Regions from separate parts of the Homo sapiens genome. Here region 2 is linked to region 1. A link is a loop called in an ENCODE intact Hi-C map of the cell type or tissue named here. Cell type or tissue: body of pancreas. All regions are shown on one strand. Links, peaks and the distances in the headings refer to the core of each region. The heading gives the core; the rest is flanking DNA. Region 1 overlaps JAML (junction adhesion molecule like). Region 2 has its middle 17 kb from the start of CD3E.

Region 1 (2,922 bases), core at 309-2,808:
ATGACTTTGTGTTATTTAATGCTTTCTGATAATACCCTTACTGCCTTCACCTAGCAGGGCCTTGGAGTCCTGAGATCTTCCCTCCCCCATTTTCTCTGCTCCCCGCTCCACTCCAGTCCTCACAATATCATACTTTTTGTCTTTCACTTCTAGGAGGAGATTGTATTTCGTTACTACCACAAACTCAGGATGTCTGTGGAGTACTCCCAGAGCTGGGGCCACTTCCAGAATCGTGTGAACCTGGTGGGGGACATTTTCCGCAATGACGGTTCCATCATGCTTCAAGGAGTGAGGGAGTCAGATGGAGGAAACTACACCTGCAGTATCCACCTAGGGAACCTGGTGTTCAAGAAAACCATTGTGCTGCATGTCAGCCCGGAAGAGCCTCGAAGTATCTAACATTTGGCTGGGGAGCATTGAGGGACCTCCTGGCTGGTGCATGGCGCCAGGACTAGAGTGAGGCCGGAGAGGTTCCTAGGATGCAAAATTGAAGGAGGCATCCCTCTCAGGTGCTGACTCTGGCCTTGCACAACCCTGAGAATGATGCCTCCTTAGAGGTGGCTCCTCAGGTGCCTGGCTTGCCTCACCCTAGTTCTGGCCCTGCTGCTAGGCCAAGGGGAGGGGAGCTAATTTAGTGAATACCAATCCTCTGCCAGACCCCACTCATTGCCAGGGTCATCTACTGATGTAAAGATACAGAAGCTCAGGGAAGGATCGGAGTTGATGTCCAAAGTCAGCATACTTGGTTTCAAGGGAGGTGCTGTATGTGTTAGAGTGGAGCGGGAAATGATCCTAAGCTAGTGAGAGACAGCCAGGAACAGAGAGGAACATGCAGGCACCAGAACCAAAAATGGAGGGTTTTCTGATCAGAGGTTCTGGATTCTGGCAAACAGTGTGCATCAAGGCCAGTGCTGTGTAGGAGAGGAAAGACTTGATTGTGTTGACAGAGAGAGGTTGATAAGTGAGGGGTTAAAGTTAAACCATAACCCAGTTAGCAATCAGGATGTGGCCTGTGGACTTTGCCTGTCGCTAGGGCCTTCAGGAGTTGGCTGTGGTTGGCTGGGGGTGGGGAAGATGGGGTGAGGATGGAACATACCTCATACCTCAGGCCAGAGACCTAAGTCTGTGGAGGCACCTTGTCTCCAGCTGGAGAGGGGAGCACGGCAGGTCTGTGTGCTTCCTTCTCAGAAGTCCAATTCACAGAGAAAATCGAGCCATTATGGGGGCTCATGCAGCTTCTCCACCCACAAACATATCTATGTCTCCCCCATTCTTATCTCTGCCCTGCCATCCTGAGGCAGAGGAAGGTCCCTTCTGCTCTGGGCTTATCTGGCCCCCTGTGCCCAGGTGGTATCCTTCTCAGGAACCTTACAACATGGCTCTTTGAGCTCACTTTCTGTTGGTTTCTACCATTCAATGGATACGTTTGCTCAATTCTACTACTTAATTACTCCAGCTCCATTCTATGTCTTTTTTTCTTCAGCTCCATTCTGTGTCTTTCTTTTTCTTAAGATTGTTTTCCTGAGATACAATTCACATACCATACAATTTGCCCATTTAAAGCGTTCAGCTCAATGGTTTTAGTACATTCAGAGTTGAACAACCACCACCACAATCACGTGTTTCTTTCTCAACATAGCCAAATAGCTTGCTAAAGGTCTGTGTTTGGTATCTTACTGTCTCATCTCCCATTAACTCCTCAGTGCACTGCATTCTGGCTTATTCTACCTCTACTCCAGCTTAGATCACCAATGGCACTGCAATTATCCATCCTCAGCCTTCTCTCCTTCAGTAGCATTTATATGCACTCTATGTTGGACACAGTTCCACACACACCCATGGATATACTTAGTCAACTCTACACAAGTTTTCCACAAATCCTTCATATGCAACATGTCTAACCTACCCCTGCACACCCCTCCTCAGCCCATCTCCCCAACCTCAGTTGTCTAACTAGATGCCTGGGGGTGTGCTTGATTCTTTCCCTTTCCTAGACCCCTAATCTAACAGGTCAGGTCAACAAGTCCTTGACTCCTACTACAGACTCTTGAAGTTGTCTTCCTTCCAGTCTGTCACTGCCGCCTTAGTTCTGGCTGTCTTCATCTCTGTCTTGAACTGTAGGCCTCTAACCAGTCTCTGCTTTCTCTCTCAGCCACTGCTCCTCATTCTTCACGCGGCTCTTGGTGCCATCTTTCTAAATCACATTAAGAACTTTCTCTTCCACTGCTAATAATCTTTCAATGTTGTTTTCATTGCCTGCAGAAAAATGCCAGATTCTTGGTTGAGATAGTCAAGGTCCTTCCTGACTTGGACCCTGTCATCTCTCCAGCGAAATTCTCCAGCACACCCACAAATGCCACTTTTGTGCCAGACCCGTTGAACTCTTTCTAGTTTCTAAAATCATCATCCTGTCAGGCCTCCAGATCTCATGCAGAACATCCCCTCTGTCCTTCTCCATATTGTCTTCCCAACAAACTGGATGTTTCCTGTAAGTCTTAGGTTAAACTTTAGAACTTTTGCTGGCAAATTCTCACTTGCTGCATATAGAATTGGACACCCTTTTTTCTGTGCCCCTCTGTTCCCCATACAGACTTCTGTTGTAGCGCCTACAGCAGCCTGTGGTTTTCTGTTGACGTGTTTGTCTTCTTCCTTGGAAGCAGGGACCACACATCATCATTCATCTCTGAATCCCCTGTACCTAGTGCTGTCTGGCCCTGAGGAGGTGTTTGCTTTATGTATTTAGAAAGAACCATGCAGATGAGTAGAAGGTTCCATATGGGCAGAAGTACCTCCGGAGGCTTTACTTGGTATCGTCACTGTGGGGCTGAGTCTTGCGGCATGAGTTCTTTTGAAGACAACCACTTGCCCTAAGGAAGATCAGCAGCCTCTCAAATGCCTGTTATTTCTGGGTCCTTGTTAAGC
Region 2 (2,922 bases), core at 173-2,672, 85 kb before region 1:
CTCCCAAAGTGTTGGGATTACAGATGTGAGCCACCATGCCTGGTCTATGAAGGTATTTTTAAATGTCACTAAAGTTTTATAATTTCCGTTGTGTAGGTCATACTTTTTTTTTATTAGATTTGTTCTTAGGTATGAGATATACTCTGATACTATAGTATGTAGTATCTTTTTAAAAGTTATGTATTTTTGGCTGGGTGCGGTGCCTGACGCCTGTAATCCCAACACTTTGGGAGGCTGATGCAGGCGGATCACTTGAGGTCAGGAGTTCAAGACCAGCCTGGCCAACATGGGGAAACCCCATCTCTACTAAAAATACAAAAAACCGGGTGTGGTGGCTTACACCTGTAATCCCAGTTACTCAGGAGGCTGAGGCAAGAGAATCACTTGAACCCAGGAGGTGGAGGTTGCAGTGAGCCGAGATTGCACCACTGCACTCCAGCCTTGGCCGGCACAGGGAGACTCCGTTTAAAAAAAAAAAAAGTTATTTTTTTGTTGTTGATTGTTGTTGCCTTATGGAAATGTTTTTAAATATTATGTATATTGGTGTAATATTCAGTTTCATTGCTAAATTCTATTATTCTTAAACATTTGTCTATATTCTTTTGCTTTGTCAATGTAAAAAATCATGTCATCTGCAAACAATTACAGCTTTATTTTCTCTTTTTTTGTTCTGTAAGCTTCTAATTTGTTTTTCTTGTACTGTACCAGATGGGCCTCCAATATAACACTGAATAGCAGCGAAGATACTGGGCATTCTTCTTTAATTATTGAATTATATTGAATATTGGGAATGATCTAATATGTCTCTACTTAGAACAATATTTGCTGTGGGGGTTTAATAGTTACCCTTTATCAGGCTAAGGAATTCCCTTCTAATACTGATTTATAAAGAGCTTTTATCCTGAATAGGCATGAGATTTTATCCAATACTTTTTCCGGTTCTATAGACAGGTTCCTATGATTTTTCTCTTTTAAGCTGTTTATATGATGAATTACATTTATAGATTTCCTGATATTAAACCATTGTTATATAACTGAAATAAGTCCTACTTGGTAGTGGTGTGTTATCTTTTTAAAATTTTTACCCACTTGAAGTCAATTTGCTAATATTTTGTTTAGAATTGTTGTCTTTATTTTCATGAGAGAAATTGGCTTGGAATTTTTTTCTTAAGTGTCCTTATCTTATTTTCTTTTGTATCAGTGTTATACTGGCCTCAATAAATGAGTTGAGGAACATTTTATTTCTTCTATTTTCTGGAAGAATTTAGTTTTTTTCTGGCATTCTATTGTATTTATCACTCATTCACTTGTTTTTCAGCTTCCAAATTTTTATTGCATTTCTTGTCTGCTATTATCCTTATATTGTCCTTGTCTTTTATGGGTATATGCCATTTGAGTGGGCTTTCTAGGAGATAAAAAGAACGAAATACATGTGTGTTCACTTTGTCATGTTTAACCTAAAATCTGGTATTTCTGTTTGCTTTCCCATTAATTAATTTATCTATAAAGTTTGACTAATGGAGAGTTGATTGAATAAAGAGTAGATTGAAGTCTGAGCCTGAGTATTTAATTTTAAATTGTTCATTTTAATGGAAAAACTAAGAAGCCTATACAATCATACTTCAGAGATATTGCAGGTTCAGTTCCAAACCACCACAATAAAGTGAGTACTGCAATAAAGTGAGTCACACAAATTCTTTGGTTTCCCAGTGCCTATAAAAGTTATGTTTACTCTATACTGTAGTCTTCTAAATGTGTAATAGCATTATGTCTAAAAAACAATGTGCATACCTTAATTAAAAATACTTTTTTGCTTTAAAATGCTATTGATCCACTGGGCATGGTGCCTCACACCTCTAATCCTAGCACTTTGGGAGGCCGAGGCAGGTGGATTGCTTGAGCTCAGGAATTCAAGACCAGCCGGGGCAACAGGGCGAAACCCTATCTCTACAAAAAATACAAAAATTAGCTGGGGTGGTGGTGCATGTCTCCTGTAGTCCCAGGCTGAGGATTACAGTTTGGTGGCTGAGGCAGGAGAATCACTTGAACCTGTAGGGTGGAGGCTGCAGTCAGCTGAGATTGCACCACCACACTCCAGCCTGGGCGACAGAGTGAGACCCTGTCAAAAAAAAAAAAAAAAAGCTATTAATCATCTGAGCTTTCAGCAAGTCATAATCTTTTTTGCTGGTGGTGGGTCTTGCCTCCATGTTGATGGCTGCTGACTGATCAGGATGGTGGTTGCTGAAGGTTGGGGCGGCTGAGGCAAATTTTTTAAAAAAAAACAATGAAGTTTGCTGTATGGATTGACCCTTCCTTTCATGAAAGATTTATCTGTAACATTCAATGCTGTTTGATAGCATTTAACCGACAGTAGAGTTTCTTTCAAAATTGGAGTCAATCCTCCAAACCCTGTCACTGCTTTACCAATTATGTTTATCTAATATTCTAAATCCTCTGTTGTCATTTCAACAATGTTCATAACATCTTCACTAGGACTAGATTCCATTGTAAGAAACCACTTTCTTTGCTTACCCATATGAAGCAACTCCTCATCCATTAAAGTTTTAACATGAGATTGCAGCAACTCAGTAATATCTTCAGTCTCTACTTCTAATTCCAGTTCTCTTGCTGTTTCCACCACATCTGTAGTTACTTCCTTCACTGAAGTCTTGAACCCCTCAAAGTCATCCATGAGGGTTGGGATCAACCTCTTCCGAACTCCTGCTAAAGTTAATATTTTGACCTTCTCTCATGAATCATGAATGTTCTTAAATGGCATCTAGAATGGTGAATCCTTGGCAGAAGTTTTTCAGTTTCCTTTTCCCAGATCCATCCCACTATCTATGATTGTTATAGCCTTAAAAAATGTAGTTCTTAAATAATAAGACTTGAAAGTCAGAATTACTCTTTGATCCATAGGCT

The links. Peaks named below come from ENCODE experiments on the same cell type or tissue, not always from the same donor. Only the 100,000 strongest peaks of a DNase experiment are listed, where the experiment ranks them.
Region 2: it touches region 1 in a loop (4-fold over the local background); 77 of 110 quality-filtered maps call a loop at or near these places.

Annotation. Positions count from the first base shown.
Region 1 is chr11:118,200,897-118,203,818 of GRCh38, reverse strand. JAML (junction adhesion molecule like) reads left to right here. Exons shown (of 10, transcript NM_001098526.2): 6 at 154-391. Among named protein-coding and RNA genes, the nearest start is that of JAML, 23 kb to the left of the region's middle. In body of pancreas, for the core only: no CTCF peak of the experiment used is centred there; no DNase peak of the experiment used is centred there; H3K27ac peaks cover 506 bases.
Region 2 is chr11:118,285,980-118,288,901 of GRCh38, reverse strand. No RefSeq gene overlaps it. Among named protein-coding and RNA genes, the nearest start is that of CD3E, 17 kb to the left of the region's middle. In body of pancreas, for the core only: no CTCF peak of the experiment used is centred there; no DNase peak of the experiment used is centred there.